Regions from separate parts of the Mus musculus genome. Here region 1 is linked to region 2. Evidence: chromatin loops called from intact Hi-C (ENCODE). Cell type or tissue: gastrocnemius. All regions are shown on one strand. Each heading gives the region's core, and the rest is flanking DNA. Links, peaks and the distances in the headings are about the cores only. Region 1 holds the start of Ube2cbp (ubiquitin-conjugating enzyme E2C binding protein). Region 2 holds the start of Ibtk (inhibitor of Bruton agammaglobulinemia tyrosine kinase).

What was found. A loop is a pair of places that touch in the nucleus more often than their neighbours do. Peaks named below come from ENCODE experiments on the same cell type or tissue, not always from the same donor. Only the 100,000 strongest peaks of a DNase experiment are listed, where the experiment ranks them.
Region 1: it touches region 2 in a loop (3-fold over the local background); 4 of 42 quality-filtered maps call a loop at or near these places.

The regions. Positions count from the first base shown.
Region 1 is chr9:86,459,188-86,471,795 of GRCm38, forward strand. Ube2cbp (ubiquitin-conjugating enzyme E2C binding protein) reads right to left here and starts at 5,729. Exons shown (of 10, transcript NM_027394.2): 1 at 5,554-5,729. The coding sequence starts at 5,630. It overlaps Dop1a (DOP1 leucine zipper like protein A), which reads left to right and starts at 7,967. Exons shown (of 39, transcript NM_177208.3): 1 at 7,967-8,109. In gastrocnemius, for the core only: a CTCF peak has its summit at 7,889; DNase peaks (open chromatin) are centred at 5,487, 5,736 and 7,979; H3K4me3 peaks cover 2,632 bases; H3K27ac peaks cover 2,554 bases.
Region 2 is chr9:85,743,414-85,756,021 of GRCm38, forward strand. Ibtk (inhibitor of Bruton agammaglobulinemia tyrosine kinase) reads right to left here and starts at 5,921. Exons shown (of 29, transcript NM_001081282.2): 1 at 5,718-5,921; 2 at 1-646. The coding sequence starts at 282. In gastrocnemius, for the core only: CTCF peaks have their summits at 5,516 and 6,057; DNase peaks (open chromatin) are centred at 5,593 and 5,959; H3K4me3 peaks cover 2,767 bases; H3K27ac peaks cover 3,303 bases.

The sequences.
Region 1 (12,608 bases), core at 3,113-11,112, 720 kb after region 2:
CTCAGCACCTCATGGTACCTTCTCCAAAATTGACCACATAATTGGTCACAAAACAAGCCTCAACATATACAAAAATATTGAAATTGTCCCATGCATCCTATCAGATCACCATGGACTAAGGCTGATCTTCAATAACAAAATAAATAATAGAAAGCCAACATTCACGTGGAAACTGAACAACACTCTTCTCAATGATACCTTGGTCAAGGAAGGAATAAAGAAAGAAATTAAGGACTTTTTGGAGTTTAATGAAAATGAAGCCACAACATACCCAAACTTATGGGACACAATGAAAGCATTCCTAAGAGGAAAACTCATAGCTCTGAGTGCCTCCAAAAAGAAACTAGAGAGAGCACACATTAGCAGCTTGACAACACACCTAAAAGGTCTAGAAGAAAAGGAAGCAAATTCACCCAAGAGGAGTAGAAGGCAGGAAATAATCAAACTCAGGGGTGAAATCAACCAAGTGGAAACAAGAAGAACTATTCAAAGAATTAACCAAACGAGGAGTTGGTTCTTTGAGAAAATCAACAAGATAGATAAACCCTTAGCTAGACTCACTAGAGGGCACAGGAACAACATCCTAATTAACAAAATCAGAAATGAAAAGGGAGACATAACAACAGATCCTGAAGAAATCCAAAACACCATCAGATCCTTCTACAAAAGGCTATACTCAACAAAACTGGAAAACCTGGACAAAATGGACAAATTTCTGGACAGATACCAGGTACCAAAGTTGAATCAGGATCAAGTTGACCATCTAAACAGTCCCATATCCCCTAAAGAAATAGAAGCAGTTATTAATAGTCTCCCAGCCAAAAAAAGCCCAGGACCAGATGGGTTTAGTGCAGAGTTCTATCAGACCTTCAAAGAAGACCTAATTCCAGTTCTTCACAAACTATTCCACAAAATAGAAACAGAAGGTACTCTACCCAACTCATTCTATGAAGCCACAATTACTCTGATACCTAAACCACAAAAAGACCCAACAAAGATAGAGAACTTCAGACCAATTTCCCTTATGAATATCGATGCAAAAATCCTCAATAAAGTTCTTGCTAACCGAATCCAAGAACACATCAAAACAATCATCCATCCTGACCAAGTAGGTTTCATCCCAGGGATGCAGGGATGGTTTAATATACGGAAATCCATCAATGTAATCCAGTATATAAACAAACTCAAAGACAAAAACCACATGATCATCTCGTTAGATGCTGAGAAAGCATTTGACAAAATCCAACACCCATTCATGATAAAAGTCTTGGAAAGATCAGGAATTCAAGGCCCATACCTAAAAATGATAAAAGCAATCTACAGCAAACCAATAGCCAACATCAAAGTAAATGGTGAGAAGCTGGAAGCAATCCCACTAAAATCAGGGACTAGACAAGGCTGTCCACTCTCGCCCTACCTATTCAACATTGTACTTGAAGTCCTAGCCAGAGCAATTAGACAACAAAAGGAGATCAAGCGGATACAAATTGGAAAGGAAGAAGTCAAAATATCACTTTTTGCAGATGATATGATAGTATATATAAGTGACCCTAAAAATTCCACCAGAGAACTCCTAAACCTGATAAACAGCTTCGGTGAAGTAGCTGGATATAAAATTAACACAAACAAGTCAATGGCCTTTCTCTACACAAAGAATAAATAGGCTGAGAAAGAAATTAGGGAAACAACACCCTTCTCAATAGTCACAAATAATATAAAATATCTTGGCGTGACTCTAACTAAGGAAGAGAAAGATCTGTATAATAAAAACTTCAAGTTTCTGAAGAAAGAAATTAAAGAAGATCTCAGAAGATGGAAAGATCTCCCATGCTCATGGATTGGCAGGATCAACATTGTAAAAATGGCTATCTTGCCAAAAGCAATCTACAGATTCAATGCAATCCCCATCAAAATTCCAACTCAATTCTTCAACGAATTAGAAAGGGCAATCGGCAGATTCATCTGGAATAACAAAAAACCGAGGATAGCAAAAACTCTTCTCAAGGATAAAAGAACCTCTGGTGGAATCACCATGCCGGACCTAAAACTGTACTACAGAGCAATTGTGATCAAAACTGCATGGTACTGGTATAGTGACAGACAAGTAGACCAATGGAACAGAATTGAAGACCCAGAGATGAACCCACACACCTATGGTCACTTGATCTTTGACAAGGGAGCTAAAACCATCCAGTGGAAAAAAGACAGCATTTTCAACAAATGGTGCTGGCACAACTGGCGGTTATCATGTAGAAGAATGCAAATTGATCCATTTCTATCTCCTTGTACTAAGGTCAAATCTAAGTGGATTAAGGAACTCCACATAAAACCAGAAACACTGAAACTTATAGAGGAGAAAGTAGGGAACACCCTCGAAGATTTGGGTACAGGGGAAAAATTCCTGAATAGAACAGCAATGGCTTGTGCTGTAAGATCAAGAATCGATAAATGGGACCTCATAAAATTGCAAAGCTTCTGCAAAGCAAAAGACACCGTCAATAAGACAAAAAGGCCACCAACAGATTGGGAAAGGATCTTTACCTATCCCAAATCGGATAGGGGACTAATATCCAATATATATAAAGAACTCAAGAAGGTGGACTCCAGAAAATCAAATAACCCCATTAAAAAATGGGGCCCAGAGCTGAACAAAGAATTCTCACGTGAGGAATACTGAATGGCAGAGAAGCACCTGAAAAAATGTTCAACATCCTTAATCATCAGGGAAATGCAAATCAAAACAACACTGAGATTCCACTTCACTCCAGTCAGAATGGCAAAGATCAAAAACTCAGGTGACAGCAGATGCTGGTGAGGATGTGGAGAAAGGGGAACACTCCTCCATTGTTGGTGGGATTGCAAGCTTGTACAACCACTCTGGAAATCAGTCTGGCGGTTCCTCAGAAAATTGGACATAGTACTACCGGAGGATCCCGCAATACCTCTCCTGGGCATATATCCAGAAGATGTCCCGACCGGTAAGAAGAACACATGCTCCACTATGTTCATAGCAGCCTTGTTTATAATAGCCAGGAGCTGGAAAGAACCCAGATGCCCCTCAACAGAGGAATGGATACAGAAAATGTGGTACATTTACACAATGGAATACTACTCAGCTATTAAAAAAATGAATTTATGAAATTCCTAGGCAAATGGATGGACCTGGAGGGTATCATCCTGAGTGAAGTAACCCAATCACAAAGGAACTTGCACAATATGTACTCACTGATAAGTGGATATTAGCCCAGAAACTTAGGATTCCCAAGATATAAGATACAACTTGCCAAACGCATGAAATTCAAGAAGAACGAAGACCAAAGTGTGGACACTTTACCCTTTCTTAGAAATGGGAACAAAATACCCATAGAAGGAGTTACAGAGACAAAATTTGGAGCTGTGACGAAAGGATGGACCATCTAGTGATTGCCATATGCAGGGATCCATCCCATAATCAGCTTCCAAATGCTGACACCATTGCATACACTAGCAAGATTTCACTGAAAGGACCCAGATATAGCTGTCTCTTGTGAGACTATGCCGGGGCCTAGCAAACACAGAAGTGGATGATCACAGTCAGCTATTGGATGGGTCACACGGCCCCTAATGGAGGAGCTAGAGAAATTACCCAAGGAGCTAAAGGGAACTGCAACCCTATAGGTGGAACAACAATATGAACTAACCAGTACCCGGGAGCTCTTGTCTTTAGCTGCATATGTATCAAAAGATGGCCTAGTCGGCCATCACTGCAAAGAGAGGCCTATTGGACTTGCAAACTTTATATGCCCCAGTACAGGGGAACGCCAGGGCCAAAAAGGGGGAGTGGGTGTGTAGGGGATTGGGGAGGTGGGTATGGGGGACCTTTGGGATAGCATTGAAAATGTAAATGAGGAAAATACCTAATTAAAAAAAAAAGAAAAAAAGAAAAAAAAAAAGAAAAGATTTGTAAATTTAGAAGAAGAAAAAAAGAAACGGGAAAGAAATACTCATTTAAGCTACCACAGAGATGAAATATGAATCTCAAAGCCTTGTTGGATGTTCCCAGCCCTGTGAAAGCACAGGCAAGCAGGCAGATCTATGAGTTCAAGGTCAGACTGGTTACATAGTAAACCACACCAGCCATGAATACATTATTAGGCCCTGTCTTACAAAACAAAACAACAAAAACATGTTGGGAAAGGCAGATTGAAACATCAATTTCAAAACATCAGTTGGCTATGTCAGCTTGACATACGTCGGGAATTAATTAAAACCCCAACATGGAGGGCACATGGTGAGGGATTTTTTTACTTAATTGGAAGTAGGAAGACTCACTTCCTACCTTTGAGGTAGGAAGACATTCCTTTATCCGGATCTTTTGAGCTGGGAAGAGCCACCTCAAATATAAGCCACAACTTCTGTGGGAAGAGGACATGGAAGAAAGAAGCTCTTTGCTTGCTTGCCCTCCCTCTCACTGTCATTAGGAAGTGCACTGAAGACCAGCTGAGACACACAGCCTCACGGACTGAGCAAACACTGGATTTTTGGACTCAACATTCATTCATAGCCACTGTTGGACTGGCTGGACTGCAAGCTGTTAAGTCGTTCTAATAAATCCTCTTTCTATTTATAGACAGATTCATTCAATCAATTCAGTTACTCTAGAGGACCCTGACTAATACACATGTCAACACAGTTCGAGAAACAGGGATATTGTGTAGATTGGTTGAATGGGACCAGACCATGGTTCTCTTAGTAGGATAAGGGACTGAGCTGTGTTAGAAGTCAACAGTCAAAAGATCAGAGAGACAAACAGGCAGTCTAGCAAAGTAGGTTTCTCACAGAGTTTGTTTGGTACGAGGGATTAGGCAGCTGTATTTGGTAATGTGTGTATTCTTAATTACCAAACACAGTGGACAGAAATTGTGGATATTGATCTCACTCCTCCCCACCCTTCATCCCCATACTGGGGAGTATTCAAGATCTGTACAAGCTACACAAATGAATTGTACTGAGCCTAGACTCAATCCCAATCTTAAAACTGAAGAAATCCAGGTAATTCTGCCCATGTGAGAAAGGTAGGATTTGAGTTCAGTCCTCAGGCCGCATGCAAAACTGCCACTTTAGCTACTTGTCAGATTTTAGGAAAAAAGGCGAAGCTAAGGAAAAAAAAAAATACAACTGTGCTGCTCTGTAGTACATTTTCACATCTATTTGATACATTTGTCACTAAGAACTAGGCAAAACCCACGAAGAGATCACAAACCATTAAAATTGCTGACCATTAGCAAAAAGGAGCATTTTACCCCCTAAAAGTTTCTTGTTTGTGTAGTAAATATGAAATTTAAAGTTCGCAGACAGGCTGGGGAGATGGTTCAGCGGCTAAAATGCTCGCCAGGGCAACCCATCTCGCCCCGCGCACGCGCACATTGTCCCGCGCACGCGCCTACTGCCCGGCGCGCTCGCTCCCTCGGTCCCGCGCATCCGCGCTCCTGTGCCACGCACACGCGCACCAGGCTCCGGGCCGCGCGCCTGGCCCATGCACGCGGTCCCGCGCACCGGTGCTCCCTCCCTTACCCCAGGATTAGCAGCGCACTCTGCAGCCGTCTCCGCACTTCCAGGAACACGCGCGTTTCCGCCGCAGCCACCGCCATGGCCGACTCAGGGACCCACGCGGGACCGAGCCCACAGTTACTAGAACCCGGACAGGGTGGGAGCACGTGCGGCCGTAGCAGGCGGCTGGCTCCCAGGCCAAGGTAGCGCGAAGGGATCCGGCGGCGGCCGTCTGTCGGCTAGAGCGCCACCTACCGGGAAGAGAGCGCACTGCCGAGGCGCCGACCTTGCCCCAGTGGCCGCTCTAGTAGGACAGGTGCGACCCAGAGAGCAGAGCTGACCTCCACTGGAAGGATGTTGGATGGGCTTGACTATGACTACGAGCATTTCTTTCCCTGAAATGAACAGAAAGCTCAGTTTGGGCCAGGGGAAGCTCTTCTCTGGATAGTTGAGTAGGATGAGGTAGATAATGGAGCAGAAGCTGTACAGGTGGTACTTCCCATAGGTCCAGAGCCCCAAAGCCCACTTTATCGGAGTCTCCTTTATTTGAACTAGAACAGTTTATTAGCTTCCGTATGATGTATCCAAAAATATCCACAATTGATTGGCCATTACATTTCGCGCTAGATATGGTACTTCCAAGACTGAAACAGTTGCAAAAACCAGTGTAACCACTAAAAGACTGGTGGACTTGTATCTTGACTGACCATTCATGTAACTTTTGAGAAGCTAAAAGGAAATGAGTAATTTCTGATATACATTCCCACTATACTGCAGAAATAAAAGAAGTCATAACTTAATTGCTCCTACAAGATACATTTCGAAAGTTTGATGCAGTAAAAGATCTAGTGTGGTATAAACAAATATATCAGGCCATAGGATTTCAGTTGGACACCTTTTAAGAATGGAAAGCTGTTATTTAAAACATAGCTTGTATAATGGGGATTGTCTTAGTTAAGGTTGCTTTTGCTGTGATGAAGCAACAGTACCAAAGGCATTTGGGGAGGAAAGCATGTGTTCAGCTTACACTTCTATACCACTGTTCATCATTGAGGGATGTCAGGACAGGAACCCAAACAGGGCAGAAACCGAGAGGGGGAGCTGATGCAGAAGCTATGGGAGGGTGAGTTTACTGGCTTGCTCCCATGGTTTCACTGAACCTGCTTCCCCATAGAACCGAGGATCACCGACCCAGGCAGGGATAGCACCACCCAACATAGGCTAGGCCCTCCTAGGTCAATCACTATTTTAAAAAACGAGTTACAGTTAGGTCTTATGGAAGCATTTTCTCAATTGAGGTTCCCTCCTTTCAGAAGACTCTATCTTGTGTCAAGTTGACATAAAACTAGCCAGGACTGAAATCCTGTTTATTGATGTTCCATTTCATAATTTCATAGTTATAATTATCTGACATTGAACAAACTGGAAGCATTTCTAAATAGGTTTAATCCAAAGAGGATGGCGTATATCTGCAACCCCAGCATTTAGGAGACTGAGGCAGGATTGCTGAAAGTTCAAGGTCAGTTTGGGCTATGTGAGTACAGGGCCGTCTAGAGCTATGTGGCAAGACTGTCTCAAAACAAAAACTGGTCTTAAGTATACTGAAAATGTGATTTCAGATAACTTTTCTAATATCAACCTTTGAGGTGTTTTAAAGTTTATCATGTTGCTATATAAATTCCTGTTTCATTCCAACAATTTGAGATCATAAGAGGGAATAATAGCTTTAAAAAGTAAAAGCTTTGGGATGGAGGGTTGGCTTTGTGGTTAAGAGCACTTGGTTGCTGTTTCACAGGACTGGGAAGCTAGGTTTATAGCACTCATAATTGCTTGCAACTTCAGAGCATCTGACCTCTTTTTCTGGGCTCCATGCATGCACACACATACCTGTGGCACTCCCATATAAAATATAAGTAAATAATTTTTGAAAAAAAGCAAAGGTAACTACTATTTGGTGGCAACTCATTTATTTGAAGGACAATTGTTCTCTTATACTTTTAACACAGAATATTACTTAAATTTTGGCAATACTTAATATTGACACCTAGCAAAATACACAGCGTCCTCAGATTAGCGTGCTCCTCATATATGGTTTAAAACTAGAACACGCAAAAACACTTGTAAAGACAACAACCCTTTCGAATACGCGTTTGAAAGACGGCTAGATACAAAAAAAAGTGCTAAACTGGCTCTCGGTTTCACACAAACTGTGCCTGAAATGACGCGCATAAAGTGCTGGTGGATCCAGATGATCGTACTTAAATAATACTTCAAAACTGTTTTCAATTCCCCCATTCCATCAAAATGATGGTTCGCTGGCTCCTTGCTCACACCTTTCCCGCCTTCCCTCCGCCGTCTCTCCGGTCGCCCGCACGAGGGCGCTGTGGCGCCGGCTAGCCGTGGCCGCCGAGCAGCGGACGGGGACGGGGGCGGGGACGGAGGCCGCCGACGTCGACGCCGGCGTGGGCGCGCGCGGTGCACGCTGGTAGCTGTCACTAGGCCCTGGGCTGGCGGCCTTCGTGCGGCTGCCGCGGTTGCCAAGAGAGCGGCGCCAGCGGGGAGCAGCAGAGCCCGCGGCAGGTAACAGCGTCCCCGCCCCCGGCGCGGTCGCGCGGCGAGACGCGGCACGGTTCGGGCGAGCGTCTCCGGGCTTGGCCTGCGGTGGTGGCGTCGGGGTGTCACCGCCCGGCCCCCACCTGAGCCCGCCTCTGGGTGGAGGGAAACGGGCCCTGACCTGCCCGGGGCGAGCGGTGGGACCCGGGGCCTGTCCGCCCGTGGCCTTCGGCGGGCAGAGCCGGCACGGGGCTGAGGGGTGGTGTCACCTGGGCGCGGGTGCCCGGCGCCTTTGTTGGAGGCTTCCCGGCACCCCGTTGCCTCGCCAGCCCGGTGGGTCCCTTTTAGGATCGAGGCGACACCGAGGCCCGCCGATGTGCCGGTGCAGAGGGTTGGGAAGCAGAGCCAAGTTCACCAAGAGGAAGCCGAGCTAGCACACGGAAGTTGTTAACAGTCCTCACCTTTGATTTCCAAGGCTTTGAAAGTTGCCCCATCGCTGTACTTAACCTCACCCTCATCCTGTTGAGGAGGGAATAGCACGCAACTGTACTTTCTCCTCCCCAAGCAAATTGTGTCTTGTTAATTCTTATATTATCTCGGAGTTCTGTGGAGTTGAAGAAAACTCAGATTTAGAGATTGTAGTCAACAAACACATTTTTTTTTCTTCTCTTTTTTTTTTTTTTTTTTTTTTGATCGGAAAAATACAGGAGTCAACCTCATTTAGTAGCTCGCAACTATAGGGTCAAAACTTTTCATTCTGGAGATGATAGCCCCATATGTAGGTGTTAAGGTCTTGCCACTTTGAGGTTAGTTGTATTCGTATTAGCATGGCGTCGCTATGTGCTAGGCTATGTGCTAAGTAAGTCACAGGATTATCAATCCCTTGGTTCGTTGAGCTGACAGAAATTATAGCCCAGGTAGTCTGAATTCCTTGTTGTAATGGTTACTTCTAATTAAACTTTGTCATTCCTCAGAACTGCTAAAAGCAACCCCCTTTTGGGGACCCAATTTTTAATAAAGAATTTTTAAAACTGAAGGAAACATAGACCAAAAATGTGACACCATGACCCAAAGGTTAAATTTAATTGCTTTCCCATCTGTTGTGAAGAGCCCTACTTTGTAATTCCAATAGTAGAAACAACTGTAGCCTGGGGCTTGAGGGCTAAGGTTCAAAGCTCTGTTTTTGCTGCTAACTGGGTATGATCTCTCTACCCCTCAGTTACTGTCTGTATTCTGGTGTCTAGTTTTGTTGTTTTGTTTTAGTGGTACTGCGATTCCTTGTGCATGCTTAGTTAGATTCTACCACAAGCCTGTGCTCCCACTGTAAACTTTTTTTCTTGGGGTGCTGGGAAGGAATGAAACCTTGGGCCTGGCACATGAACAGCCTCAGGGATTTGAAGAGCTCATGATTTTCAAAATTGCTATTTCCCATCAAGACTGTACTAAAGCAATAGTTTACTTCCCTTAAACAGTGTTCCATGTCAAATCATGTGGCAACACACTAGATTTAACCAACCTTAACTTTTGTTTGTTTGGAGATCAAACCTGAGGTATTTCCAATACAAGGCAAACACTCTACCACCAAGCCACACCTCCTTCCCCCAAGTTTAACTTTGGTTTGCTTGTGAAGGCAGCTCCTCAAAGACTTCATGCTATGCTTGCATGCATATAATTTCCAAAGGAAGGTTTAAATAACATTTCCCAAATTTAACTAACCAGAGAGCCCAGTTTGTTTCTTTCCTTTCCTTTCCTTTCCTTTCCTTTTTGTTTTTTGTTTGTTTGTTTGTTTTTGTTTTTTGTTTTCCTCGAGACAGGGCTTCTCTGTATAGCTCTGGCTGTCCTGGAACTCACTTTGTAGACCAGGCTGACCTCAAACTCTGAAATCCACCTGCCTCTGCCTCCCGAGTGCTGGGACTAAAAACATGCGCCACCACGCCCAGCTGAGAGCCCAGTTTCTAATGCAAGTATATGGTAGAATGCTTACCAAGCATGCCTGAGGCCCTGGGTTTCATTGCAGTACTGTTAAAGTCTCCTAGAATAAAATAACACATGATACCAATTTCAGAATTACTGTACTAGAGGTATGTCTGCTTCCAAGCGGAAAAAGCCACGAATTGGCCCCTTGTTGCTGTCTAAGGTCTCTGGGGCATGAAGATGTATGTAGTGAGACCTCATTGGTATAACAAAAGACGTTTAAGGATCCTCAGTATAAAAAAAGTTACTATTAAGGATGCATGTATCACTATTGGTCCTAGTTCTTTCTTTCATTTATAACAAAAGTATCTTTTTTTCCAGCCGCTTGATGCTTTTCTTCATGTTTTGGTTTGATTTTTGTGGTTATTACTGAATGTTTGTAGAAAGGCCCTTTAAAGTTCCAACAAATAAAGCCGTGTTGAGAGTGGTCTTCCTTTCACTATACTGATTTCTCCTTCTAGTTAGGTATCTCAAAAGAATGAAATATGAAAGTGATATAAAATGTATTCAGTGCTTAATGATTTTAAAATCTGGGATAACTGAAAATTACTATAGGTCAAAAAAGTCTGATACTATTATTTCTGACTGTTTGGAAACAATATCTAAATGTTGAAAATTAAATCCCTTGGCTAAATTCTGATAAGTATTATGCTGGGCTTTTTGTCACCTTCAGAAAATAACTGAGGGAGAAAATACTTTTGGTTTGCAGTTGCTGTCCCTGTCTTTTGCTCTCTTGCTTCTCAGCCTCTGGTCAGGTAAAATGGCATGGCAGAAGCTATTTACCTCATGGTGGCCAAGAGAGAGGGGAATTTGGCAAGATTCAGCCCATCCCTGCCATACCCTTCCTCAAGTCCAACCTACTTTCTCTTAGCTTCACTCCTTGAAGTTCCCAAACGCACACCCACTCGTCCTCACTCCCTGCAAATGGCAGCAGTAGCTTGGGACCAAGCCTTTTGGAAGTTATCACTAATATTCTTCAATCTTGAAGATATTCTGTCTCCTTTATTACTTTGAATAAGTGCTACTAATGAACACCTTAGTTTGAGGGAGTTGGGATTAGAATATTTAATTGTATTTGTTTTTTCAAAACAGGACTTCTCTGTATAGTCCTGGCTGTCCTGAAACTCATTCCATAATCCAGGATGACCTTGAACTCAGAGATCTGACTGCCTATTCCTCTAGAGCACTGTGTGCACCACCATACCATGCTTAAAATATTTAATTCTAATAGATAAGCTTTAAATACGGTAAATTTGACCTCTGAAATAAAACTGTTTAGTAGATATGTAAAGCTAATATTTTGTTTAGTAGCTAAAAGTTTTTATTGGCAGTTTATTGTAGGAAAATACTGTTTTGATTCACATGTTTCTAAACTGTGATTTCTCTCTTTCCTTGGTGTTATTACCTCTTTTATAAGCCAAATAAGCCTTGTACATCAGAGACTTTACATTTACAGATCAAAGATACTATCAAATTTCTTAAGGAAAAATTCTATGCAGTAATATTAGTAATGATACTATAAATTTAACAATTCTACAACCCATGTAGCCAACATGCTACCAGTCAGAGATCTATTGTTCTGTTTCCCTTGTTTAGAGTTCTCTTCTTTTATGCTTGTCTGAATTCTGTCTTTCAAGCCCTACCTGTATAACACCTCATTCATGAATGACTTCATTTTCAGTTATTTCCTCTTCTGCTTGCCTGTACTTAAAAAAAAAATCTTTCATCCTTCATGATGGCTAAATAGATGAATACATGAACATCACAAATGTCTTGATCAAATAGATGATTTAATGCAGCATTAAAAATATGTTTCCCTTTGGCCATATATACAAATAGTTTCCTATATAATGTCTTGATCAAATAGATGATTTAATGCAGCATTAAAAATATGTTTCCCTTTGGCCATATATACAAATAGTTTCCTATATAATACATTTATGTATTATAATTATATTTTTGCAAAAAGATTTGAAATACACTTTAGTTAACAGTTGATAGTTCTTGTTATAAACAGAAGGCAGACATAGGTAAAAAATAAAGTAGTCCTGCTGAAAGCTTCTAGCTAGAAATGCATGTTCCCTGTATAAGCCTTCAGACTGAACGTTCTTTGTTTAAAAGGAGGAATTGCCAGAATTTCAGTGTCATTCTTGATGCCATCCTGGCACCAAAATAAGACTTTGTTCTTGGTAGTTGGAAGGATTGGAAGAGAATGAGCAGAGAGATACCTTCCTCAACCTAACTCACTCTTACCCTCCCAGGCCATGAAGTCATCTGTCTGGCGGTTGGCGGACCGAAGTTGGGTTCCATAAGTATTTAGTGAACCAAAAACTTGGAACTTCTTTTGAAGTCTTATTTGTGAGGAACTTGGGGGATGACTTTATTGAAAATTCAAAATGTTAAAGCATGCTTTTAAAATACAATTCAAAAACTGGGCCATGGTGGTGAACACCTTTAATCCTCCCAGTACTTGGGAGGCAGAGGCAGGCAGATCTGTGAGTTGGAGGCCAGCCTGGTCTACAAAATGTGTTCCAAGACAGCCAGGGCTATTA
Region 2 (12,608 bases), core at 2,429-10,428:
AACGCTTCTGTGCAGTGCTGTCCAGCCGGACTCCTTGTCTTTCACCAGCAAGTCCACTCCTTTCTCAATCAGCCAGTCCAACACTCCTTTCTTCCCGCAGGAGGAAGCCAGGTGGCCGGCGTTCCTGCCAAAGGCATCCTTGACAGTTGCAGCATTGTAGCAGTACCTGGCGAGGAAGGACTTGATCTGGCTCTCACTCCCCTTTGTCACCACAGAAAGGACATCCAGCGCATGCTTCAGGGATCTGCATTTTGACGTGCAGTCGGGGGTGGCAGCATCCATCCTAACTGCTTTATATTGCTTACTCCTTCAGAACAGTCACCGAAGTAAATTTTAAAAGTGAAAAAGCCAAGACGCAAAGGTACTATTCAGGAAGAATTTCAAGAAGAGATGGCCCTTTGGGGGTTATAATTTAAGTAGTCACAACAATTATATAAAACTATATATCTCTGTATAATCTTTTGGCACTTAAATCAAAAATTTATAAATAATTCTATAAAGTTCATATCAAATACAAGTTCTTCATTTAAAAAATAATCCCAGTTTATAAATTATTCCTGGAGTCAAGCACCAAGGGGGAGTGAGGAGGGGAACTCCCCCTCCACACTGTCTGAGCCTTTCAAATAGCCATAATTGCGAGGGTGACCTGCAGGGAGACAAAGTAAAAGGAAAGTTACAAATCTAACTTGTAGTACTTGACAATATAAGGAATCCCACATCTAAATGCCCTTAATTCATTTAAAAAAGAAAAAAAAAAAAAAACAGAAACAAACACCACACACACACACACACACACACACACACATCAACTTTTCATCTAGGCCTCTTTTCTTCCAGACTCTTCATATCTTCATTCATTATTTCCTGTATTTTTACATTCTATATGCTCTGTCCTCAGAAGCTATAAACATATTCAAATTTGTTGTCTTCAGGAGAACCCTCTTCCAAATGTCCACCAACTACAACTGCACCTTAGCCATTACCCAAACAATCAACGCTTCATCTATTACCGCATCATAGGCAATGAGCCTTCTCACCTGAAAGGTCCCTTGTTACAGGGAAAATAACTGAACTAAGGGTATTAGAACAACTCAGAGACAAAGATAAAAAATGAGCTATGAAAACATAAAAGGGTTTATAATCGATGTGTTCAAAAAGTATGAACTGAAATCTCAAAGTATAAAATGATGATGAGACTCAATATAACTCACTGAAGTCAAAAGAAGGAAAACCCTCCCTGATATGTAGTGTGTAAACCTTCCCTTACTATCTGATCTCTGGAAACAAACAAACAAAAGCAATTATAAGACTCTTCAGAGATAGGCACTGTGTATACAGGAGAAAGTTTAGTACACACACATATATATTAGATAATATAATATAAAAGAGTCCAAATATGGTTTTTTCCACTTGAAATCACAATACGTCAGAGGTTAGCATCTAACTAACTTTTTGATACTATTATGATTCGCCTTTTAGAAATGAGATCAATGAAGCAATGAACTACTTGGTTTTTAACTCTTTCTAACTCTAGGCCTGTTTCTGAAAACCTGCAACCTTTAACTGAACACAGACCCACAAAAGCAAACAAGCAAAAATAAAAAAATAAAAATTTTTTAAAAAAGCAAACAAACAAACAAACAAACAAAAAACCAAACAAACAAAACCCCACCCACTTCAAATCATTAACTTGAACCTGAAAGAAAAGAATAAACAGTCTTGGCGTTTAACAAATCATTCACTTTGCTGTTCCAAGCTCTAAAAGCCACACCATTCTTGCTCTTTCCCATCAGGATGGGTTAGATGTTATTAGACAGCCTTTTGTGCTGCAGTGGACAATTCACATTTATGTTCAGACTCTTACAGTGTCAGGATAAGGTAATAATGCAAGACTTCTGGCGTTGGTGATGGGGTAAGAAAAAAAAAAGGTAGAACGGGGCTAAATACTTTGAAAATCAGAAACAGCAACCTATACTAGTTCGAATGAGAATGTCTCCATAGGGTCATAGTTTTGAATACTTGGTCCCCAGCCGTTGGGGACTATTCTGGGAAAGATAATGATGTATGGCCTTGAATAAAACATGTGTCTGGAGGCCAGCTTTCAAGTTTCAAGACTAGCCATTCCCTCTGCTCTTGCTGTCTCCTTGTTGCCACCATACTTTAGCTCTACTGTGGTGATGGACTCTAACATTTTGAAACCCCAGCCCCAAATAAACTCTTTTACAAGTTGTGTCGGTCATCATGTCTTAACACAGCAGTAAAAAAAGAAACTACACAGAAGTCTAAACCAAGGAACAAATAAGTTATAAATAGAATACATGACAGATGTGAAGTGTTGAAGAAAACTGAGCTAAGTATAACTGGCAATGGTTCAACCCCAACTATTGTCCCACCCAGGATTTAGCCAGTCAACACTGAGTTCAAGGGCCTTATAATCATCTGTAGTAAGAATGTAACTCTGTTTTTAAAACAAATCTGATCACCTACTCCCCTAAAATATTTGAATCCCCTTTCGAAAACAACAACAACAACAAAACAATAATCAACAGTCTTACTCAACTGTGAACTTTGTGAATTACAACAACAGTCTGACAAGGTTACACAAATAACAGTTGCACAAATGTCAGAGAAAACACTTTCTGACTGGACTTCAGGCTTGCTCCATAAAACAAAACTCACATCTAGCACCACTATGAGGACCAAGAGCCCATGGTTGGGAAGGTCACAGGCCCTATCTGAGAATCTACTATTATTCTGTTAAATGCGCACAGCATTTAACTGATTTCTAAGGATTTGATAATTTCCATAGATAAGTGCATCTCTCAGCCCTAGACATTGGATGGTGATTAACACAGAGACCCACGACTTGTCAGCATGCAGAATAAGATACTGTGGAGAACCCACCACTAAACAGGGCATCTGGGCTGGTGAGATGGCTCAGTGGGTAAGAGCACCCGACTGCTCTTCCGAAGGTCCGAAGTTCAAATCCCAGCAACCACATGGTGGCTCACAACCATCTGTAATGAGGTCTGATGCCCTCTTCTGGTGCATCTGAAGACAGCTACAGTGTACTTACATATAATAAATAAATAAATAAATGAATAAATCTTAAAAAAAAAAACTATTAAAAAAAAAAAAAAAAAAAAACAGGGCATCTGTATCATACCCTATCCTTCCCAGGTTCCAGAGATTAGTGTGAAAGAAGAGATAAAATAATTTAAGAGCCAAAGGTAGTCTACAGCAAAACAGTGTTCTTCTTAACACAGCAGGGTGCTTGGGCATATGAATTCACAGCCACTCTGATTGCATGCATAAGATCTGAATAAGATAAAGCCAGACAAAATCCTAGCATAGGACAGACAGGGAGGTGGTCAGGAAGTCACTTCCCTAGCAGAAAAACTACTGACAATTGATGGTTAATGGGAGAAAGTTAGTTTTCATCAGGGGTGTGGCTTTTGAGAGGCTACCCACAATCCAGCAGATAGCCCTACACCCAAGTACACATTGGTCACATTAAATGGTCTAAGTGTTTTTTTAAAAAAAGAGAACACATTTAAAGTAGGAGGAAATACTGGTAGAAAGGACAGGAAAGAAATTAGAGGGGAAGAAATGTGGAGTGGGTTTAATGAAACACAGTACATGCAATTTTCAAACAAACAATATATATATATATATTTGAAATATATATATTTGAAATATATTTGAAATATATATATATTTCAAAGCCCAGGTAGAATTTCAGATGGGCTAGCTGGAGAGATGGCTCAGTGGTTAAGAACACTGACTGGTCTTTCAGAGTTCCTGAGTTCAATTCCCAGCAACCACATGGTGGCTCACAACCATCTGTAATGGGATCTGATGCCCTCTTCTTGTGTCTGAAGACAGATAGTGTACTCACATACATTAAATAAATAAATCTTTTTTAAAATCACATTATTTTTTAAAAAAAGTTCCAGATGGGCATGCGTGTTTACAGTGGTATGAATGACAATGGACTCCAAAGGTTCCTATGCTTGAATGCTTGGCCCCCAGTTAGTTCAACTGTTTGGGAAAGACTGGGAGGTATGGCTGTGTGTTGCTGTGACCTTGATAGATGAGGTGTGTCACTGGAGGTGAGCTTTGAAGTTTCAAATGCTCAAACCAGGCCTGGTCAGTCTCAGTCTCTGTTTGTCTCTCTTTCGGATCAGGTGTGAGCTCTCAGCTACTGCTCAGTACCATGACCCAAGTACGTAGCTTCCCTAAGGACCCTGAGCAAACCTCTGAATTTTCTCAAAGCTTCAATATTTTCATTTGTAAAAAGTGAGATTAAGGGCTGGAGAGATGGCTCAGCTGGTAAGAGCACTGACTGCTCTTCTGAATTCAAATCCCAGCAACCACATGGTGGCTCACAACCACCCTTAATGAGATCTGACACCCTCTTCTCGTGCATCTGAAGTCAGGTGCAGTGTACTTATGTATAATAATAAATAAAATCTTTGGGCTGGAGCAGTCAGGGACTGAGTGAGCGAAGTTGAACAGAGCGAGCAGAGCCGACTAGAGCAAGCAGAGGTCCTAAAAATTCAATTCCCAACTGTACAGCTACAGTGTACTCATATGCGTAAAATAAATAAATAAATAAATAAATATTTTTTAAAAAAAAAGGAAGAAAGAAAGAAAGAAGTTTGGGCATACTCATTCAGTCTAGAATTTTATAATCCACAAGCATCTTGAACGTTTAAAATGTAATGAAATCATCACACAAAAATTGGCACACAGAAAAAAAAAATTGGCACACAGAAAGCCCTTCAAACAAGATTTACTAAAAAGAAAAAAAAAAACCGAAGATTAACATATCCAATTGAAAAACTGTAAAGCTGCGATGTGACTCAAGTTTTGCAAAAACTTTTTTAGAAAACACGTTTTAGAAAATAGTTCTGTCCTCAGGTACGGTGAAGCAGGTCTCCAAATCAATAAAAACAAATGAAAGTAACTCCACTGAGAAGTGAGGAACTGATGACGAAAAACACACACACACACACACACACACACACACACACACAAAACGTTTGGTAATTTGCATATGGAGGTAACCACACTAACTATGGGGGGGGGGGGGGAACTACTTCAAATGTTACCTACTTCGAGATAAAGGAAACAGGTGCTACTCAACTTCTCCTCCTTGAAAAATATCCCCTCTGACTAACACGACTCATGTTTTATGACTGTGTTAGATAACAGAGTTAAAGACGGCTTAAATCAGGGTTGGCCATTTCCCCTCGGATCCAAAATGCCTTTGCAACCTGATAGCTACGAACAAAAGGCCCCTCTATCCTGTCTCTGCAGAACAGACCCCAGTCCACTTCCACCCAGCAGCGAATGCTCAGAGCAAGACCTGCTTCTGCAAACTCAGCAAGGCCCGCGGGAACTCAAACTTTGTAAACTCCACCAAGGGTTTAGGGGACATGGGAGCCTCTAGGAAGGGATCCAAGGGAGGTGACACCAGTCAACCCTCGGAACCAGAAAAGCATCGTCGCTGGAGGGCGTGTCGGGCAGCTTGGCGACGTAGCACTTGGCGGGACAAGGCCATTCATTAGCTGGCAGGGGCGGCGGGGCTGCGCTGCCAGGCCACCCGCCCGTGCCACGCGGCGCGAAGCTCGGCAGCCGCCCCCTCCGCGAGTTCCCTCCCCGGGCCCCGCTCCCCTGCCGGGCTGGCAGGACGCCTTCGCCGTCGCCCTCACCAGTCGCTAGATGAAGGTGCGCCGGCGGTCTCCGCGGGGCAGGCGCGCGGCCGCGCAGGGACTCATCCTTAGTGAAAGCTACCGGGGACAACGAAGGGAGCCAGGAGCCGGGACGCCCGAGTCAGCTCCGGGGACGGCTGCACGGAAAGCGACAGCCGCGACTGTCGGCGCCGGGACCGGGTTCGGGGAAACCTGAGCTAGAGCGGGCGGGACTCGGGAATAAGACGGGCGCTGATTGGCCGGAGTTCGTGTATGCCCCACAGTGATTGGTCGGGGCCTGCCCACAAGGCCTAGCGTGGCAGTACCTCAGCTGTGGCCTTTCCCTAGTATCCCAAAGGAGCATGACCCCTGCCGGCCTTGGTGCGGTCGACACTGGCTGCCGCCCTACACTCAGAACCAGTACTGCCCCTCTTGGTGCCAGATGTCACCCTAGGAGATCTGTCTCCCCGCAGGTCGACACTCGGAAAGGAGGTTAAGGCTGGGATGGAGGAAACAAGGAACTGGCTGGATGCCCAAGCACCACTCCGTAGAAACGTGGGCATCTTAGAAAAGTTGCTTCCCGGATCACTCGTAGTGGGATAACTGGAAAACCAGAGGTGTCCTCTCCCCAAGACTGGGCCCTGCTGCTCTGTGCCCCGCCTGTTGTGCCCGGATTGTCTGAGTGTCACTCTCTTTTTGTCAGAAGGCGCCATAGATTTTTCAGATCGCCACTGTGCGACCAGCTGCTGACTTGGGTCACATCTGTCTGCCTGACGCCAGGCTTACAATAGGTTTTCCTCCCTGAACTCTTAAATCTACAAGCCATTTTAAAGGTTGCAAATTGTGTGCCAATAATCAGTCCAGAACGGAAAACATACTCCTGCTGAAGTCTGATACAGAGGCGCCTTAGTAAACATGTGTTCAGGGAGGAGTAGCATGACTCAGAGAAAAACAGCACTTGGAGCCCAGAGTTGTTTGAACCTCGGCCCTGTTTGTGTTGCTGTATGAGCCACTGACACCATCATCTATTAAACGGAGTTAAACTCAATACCCTCTTAGACTGCTTCAGCCCAATTGCCTGTTTTGTAGACTTTGTAGGAAAGTAAGTTGCTAGATCAAACTGAAGGAGAGATGGAAACAGACCTAGCTCCCCAGCTCTCCTCCCAGTGCAAGGACTTAATTTGCTTTCTTACTTCCTACTCTGACCCATTCTGTAATGTATAAACAGTGACTTGGAAGGAAGCTGTGTACACACTCATGAACAAAGACGCTCAGTGATCTGGAAGCTAGTGATGTAAATAAATGTGTTGCCCTGAGTTCACATCTTTTATCTGTCTCTTCTTTGTATTGGGTAAGTCATTTAGGTTTTCTGAAGCCTTAATTTCCTCATCTGCAAAGTGGGAATGGAATACATGTTGCTGTAGTGAAAATGTGTTGATAGACGCCCGCAGCACTTAGCAGAGTGCCAAGCACACAGTAACACCACCTAGAAGTTGCCATGTCTCAAACGCTTGTAAGCATTGGGGGTACAAAATGTCCATACGGCCATAATCATATACACAAAAATTAATTGCAACTTTAACGAATCTGTGAAAGAAAATAAGAGGTTTCATCTGACCCCCCCCCCCAAAAAAAATGACAAACTAGGGAAGAAGTAGAAAATAACTAGGTGAAGCAGAAAAAGAAAGACCAGCATCATGCCAAGGAATGAATGTCTTTGCCGTTGGAGATGGGGGACGAAACTGGTCCTGCTTCAACAAGGATCAGAAAGAGAATATTAGAAAGCTGCTTACAAAGTAAAACTTATCAGCCACAGTTGCCGCGGTGCTGACCAAACTGAGACTCTGACATAACGTTATTTATTATCTATGACACGAACAGCCTGAGTTTTATATTTTTATACACTGTTGGGCTTAAAAGGAATCTAGTTGGTGGCACCAACTGATATCATAAATGCAGTAGTGTTAGGTGGCCACATAAGTTAAAACATTCCGAGCTAATAAAGATTTAATCTTTTACTGTAGAATGAAAGCAAACTGTGCAGCTTTTACCCCAAGGTGAGAATGAAGCACATAACACCAGAGGGTAAATGGTCTGCGTGATCGCTGCTGAGACAGAAGGACCCGGCTTCACCTCCTCATCCTTTTCGTTTCCTCTTCTCCCATTGCTTCTGCTCTCCCCTTTTATGCAGGTTTAGCAATATTGGTGGTTATTATATTTAAGGTTTTTTTCCCCTTCACACCTTTTCTAAAACTTTTATGCATTTTGTTTCAATTCTGGGCAATCTTTTTCTTTTCCTACTTGTTTCTGTGTTCCTTCCTAGTGTACTTTTAGTAATATTTTGGATTTTATCTTATTAGTTGTAAAGAAGCTTATGTCTTCTTTTTTATTTCCCTTATGTTTATCTAATTTATTTTTGAGCCTTCTCGTTATTGAGGAGTTCTTTTCCCTTTCTTGCTAACTGCTTCTTCATTTTTCTTTCCTTCCATAACAGTCTTCTCCACTCCTCTTCTTTTTCCTTTGACTTAACTTTGCTTCTGCTCCAGTTTGCTAAGACCTTGACTCCTTTATCTATTACAATATTAACCATAAGTGACTGTTTATCTCATGCCAGACTCCACATTAGTTTTGCCATTTTCTGTTTTGCATCTTTGGTGATATACCGAGACTTAATTGGCTTTGGTGTATTCTTATATTGCACAGTTTGATGTTGTTGCTGTTACAATAGTTCATTGTTTCCTCTCTGAGTGGTACTTTCTCTGGGAAAGGATTCTTAATGTGAAAATACTCAGATACAGCTAAAATGCATTGAGAGATATTCCACTGAAGAGATGTAAAACTTTAACACACACACACAAACCATAAGAAACATGAAAAGGCACAGCAACATAACTCTCTAAGAACATCCTGTGAAACTGTAATTCCATGATTATTGAATCCAAAGACACTGAAATAGGTACAGTGTCAGCTGAAGGTTTTTAAGGTTTACTAGTAAAATCTAGCTTAAAGAGGATGCAAACAAGCAGATGGATTCAATCTAGGGCATAAAGAAAAAAGTAATGAGCACAGAGGGGGGGAATGTCAGGAAAAAGGATGAGAAAGAAACTTAGATCAAAAAACAAAAAGAACTTTTGAAGAATAATTCTCACCAGTAGACTTAACGGAGCAGAAGAAAGAAATCAGAGATGAAGGACAGGGTAGAGGATATACTACATTCAAGCATCAATAAAACAAAAATAAATAAGCATGAACACAACATTCAAGGGCTCTGAAACATAATCAAGAAACCAATTCTAAGACTCTATTGACAGAAGGAACTGATAGAAAAATTAAGAATCTAGAAAATTTACTCACTGGAATTATAGCGCAGATTCTCCCAATTCTTAAGAAAGTAATGGACTCCCAAACACAAGAGTTCGTTATAGCCGTGAATAGATATGCCCAGAGTAGAACTCCTTCATGACATGTTATAGTCATTCATGTTGAAAACGTAAAGAAAAGAAACAATATTAACAGCAGTTAAGAGATAAACTCTAAATCACCTACAAGGGCAAGCACAGGAGAATCACATCTGCTACCTAATGAGCAGTCCTGATACTCAGGAAAAGGAAACATAGATTCCAAGACCTGGAAGGGAAAACTGTGGACCAAAACTGTTACATTCAGGAAAGCTCTCTTTAAATTGGTAGAGAAGTAAGGATGTATCAGACAAACACGGACGAACATGGCTCTTGATCACCAATCTGCAAAGGCTACTTAAGGAAGTACTATTCATAGAGTAAGAAGATGGACTCAAACACAAAATAAAACAGGAGAGGAGTGACTTAATGAAGAGTCAGAGGGAATATAGCATGTCCAACATCATAACCATCACATTTCTGATGTAAATAGTGTAGAGAGATGGCAGGGGAGGGGCAGAGAAATTATCAAGGCATTAACCAGACAACCCCATAAGAAAGTTATAGGATTCAGTAAATGTCTCTCTATGATAAATTCCAATGTAAATGACCTAACTCATCAACAAAAAGATGCAGACTAGCTGACAGAATTTAAAATAATAATAAAAAACTAATTTCAACTATTTGCTGTCTCTAAGAAATATAAGCCGGGCAGTGGTGACACATGCCTTTAATTCCAGAACTTGGGAGGCAGAGGCAGGCAGATTTCTGAGTTCGAGGTCAGCCTGGTCTACAGAGTGAGTTCCAGGACAACCAGGGCTACAAAGAGAAACCCTGTCTCAAAAAAACAAAAACAAAAAACCAAACCAACCAAACAACAACAACAACAAAACATAACTCACTGGTAAGCCCACCCAGAGAATCTGAGTCAAAGGATGGAAATCAAGGTATCAAGTGAGTGTAAGTTAAAGTCAGCTGGTGTAGCAGTGCTGATACATGATAGAGTAAAATTAAGAAAATTAGATATTTTTAAAGGTCACTATGCATTAATAAAAAGTACAACTCATCAAGGTCTAAACACTCATCTGTATACACGCAGTTAGATGTAGCTTTTACCCCTCACCAAGGAAATCTTGTTTTGCAGCATATGGAGACCATCACAGAGATTCACATGTAGTCAAAATTCAGAGAACAACTATGTGTGCTCATACCCAACTAATACATCCAAACATAGCTCCTACTCTTGAGGCTCAGGGAACATCGTGGGAAAGGGAGAGGAAAGACTGTAAGAACCAGAGAATCAGGGAAATGCTACAAAATAGTGTCTTCTACATATAACAAGGAGTTACACCTTAACAACTGTTATATACAATGTGTTAGGGTTTCTATTGCTGTGAAGAGACAGTAAGGCCATACCCCCTAATAGTGCCACTCCCTATGGGGCCATTTTTCATTCAAACCACCACACCATGAAATGTTAACAACATACTCATTTAAAGAAGACCTGCACAGCGATAATACCAGTTTACATGTCACATGGTCAGGACAGTTCTCACAAGATTCTACCACTAGACGAAGAATTATAATACTTAGTGACTACTGAGGGAAGAATTACCACTCTTCTCCAGAAATGAGTCCAGTGGTCAGTCCTAACAAGTCACACACACATGCACACACACACACACACACACACACACACACACATGTATATATCAATAATAGGAAGAACAAGAGTTTGAGAGGGAGTAGGGAGAGACATGGGAGGAGTAGGAAGGAGAAAGTGTTCTGTAGAAACACAGTACTCTTGTATAAAAATCTGAAAGAAAGCTTAAAAAATAAAATGATATTAAAGAAGAAATAATCATTGGAGTACCTATGTCCCAAACATTGGAGTTCCAAATATCATAAAACGCATTCTCATGAACATAAAAGGCCTGGCAGGTCCTGACACAATAACAGTGGATGACTCCCTTCCCTTGCTTTCATCTCTAGACAGGGCACCCAAACTGAAAGCTCAGCAAAGGGATCTCAGACTTAACTTACATTATCGATCAAATGGGCTCAACAAACGTACACAGAATACTTCATCCAAAAGATGCGGGATACACATTTATCTTGGCAGCTCATGGAATCTCTTCTTAAACAGGCCACACTGTCACCCATAAGTCAGCTCTTAATGAACACAACATAATAGGAAGGGTGGCTTTTGGGTTAGGGGGGGAAGGCTGGTTTGTTTGTTTTGTTTGTTTATTTGTTTTTGGTATTCTATCAGATCATAGTGAAATTAAAAATAGAAACCATAGCAGAGAAGCTATTCAAAGATCAGAGACTGAGCAATGCCCTTTTGAACAGCTAGTGGGTCTTCTAAAGAACCTGGGGTGTGTGGGGATGGTGAACATTCTGAGATCAAATGAAAATGAATACAGAATTGCTGTAGTTACTTTTCAGTGGTGGTGATAGACTACCAGAACCAAGGCATCTTATAAAAGTGAGTTTAATCTGGGACTTGTGGTTTCAGATAGTTAGAGACAGTGGTGGAAGAACAAAAGCAGGGCAGCCTGAATAGCTGACAACTTCCTTCTTGCTCTGCAAGCAGGGTGTAAAGAGAAACACTGGGAACTCAATGTCCAGCCTGGAGGGACACACCTATTCCATCAAGGCCAATTTATCTGAAACAGGTCCACCAACAAGGGACTAAGTATTCAAACATATGAGCCTAATGAAGCCACTCTCATTAAAATAACTCGTGAAAACAACCACAACTTTCCAAACTATTCCAGACACATCTAAAGGAGTTCTAAGGGGGAATGTTTATAGCTACAAGTGTTTACAATAAACAAACAAACAACAAAAAGCCCTACAAAGATATGTCAAATCATCACCCATTGATGTACTCAAGAAAAACAAAGGAGGCAAGGCAAGGTCAAAGGTGGTAGATGGGAAGAAATACTAGACCAAGGCACATATTGGTAAAATGGAGCTTCAAAGAATGACTATGACGCAGGGCGTGGTGGCGCACGCCTTTAATCCCAGCACTTGGGAGGCAGAGGCAGGCGGATTTCTGAGTTCGAGGCCAGCCTGGTCTACAAAGTGAGTTCCAGGACAGCCAGGGCTATACAGAGAAACCCTGTCTCAAAAACACCAAAAAAAAAAGAAAGAAAGAAAGAAAGAAAGAAAGAAAGAAAGAAAGAAAGAAAGAAAGAAAGAAAGGAAGGAAGGAAGGAAGGAAGGAAGGAAGGAAGGAAGAAAGGAAGACAGACAGAAAGAAAGAAAGAAAGAAAGAAAGAAAGAAAGAAAGAAAGAAAGAAAGAAAGAAAGAAAGAAAGAAAGGAAGGATGACTATGAAGCTCAGCCAAAGTTCACTTGCAAAACATAAATAAGATTTTAAAAAAGCTAACCACAGTTAAAATAGAAAAAGAACTGAAGACCTAAATTAATAAGTCAGAAATGTAAAGGGGGAAGTTATTGAGTTATTAACACCCAAAGAATTGTTTGGGGGTGGAATTTTGAAATT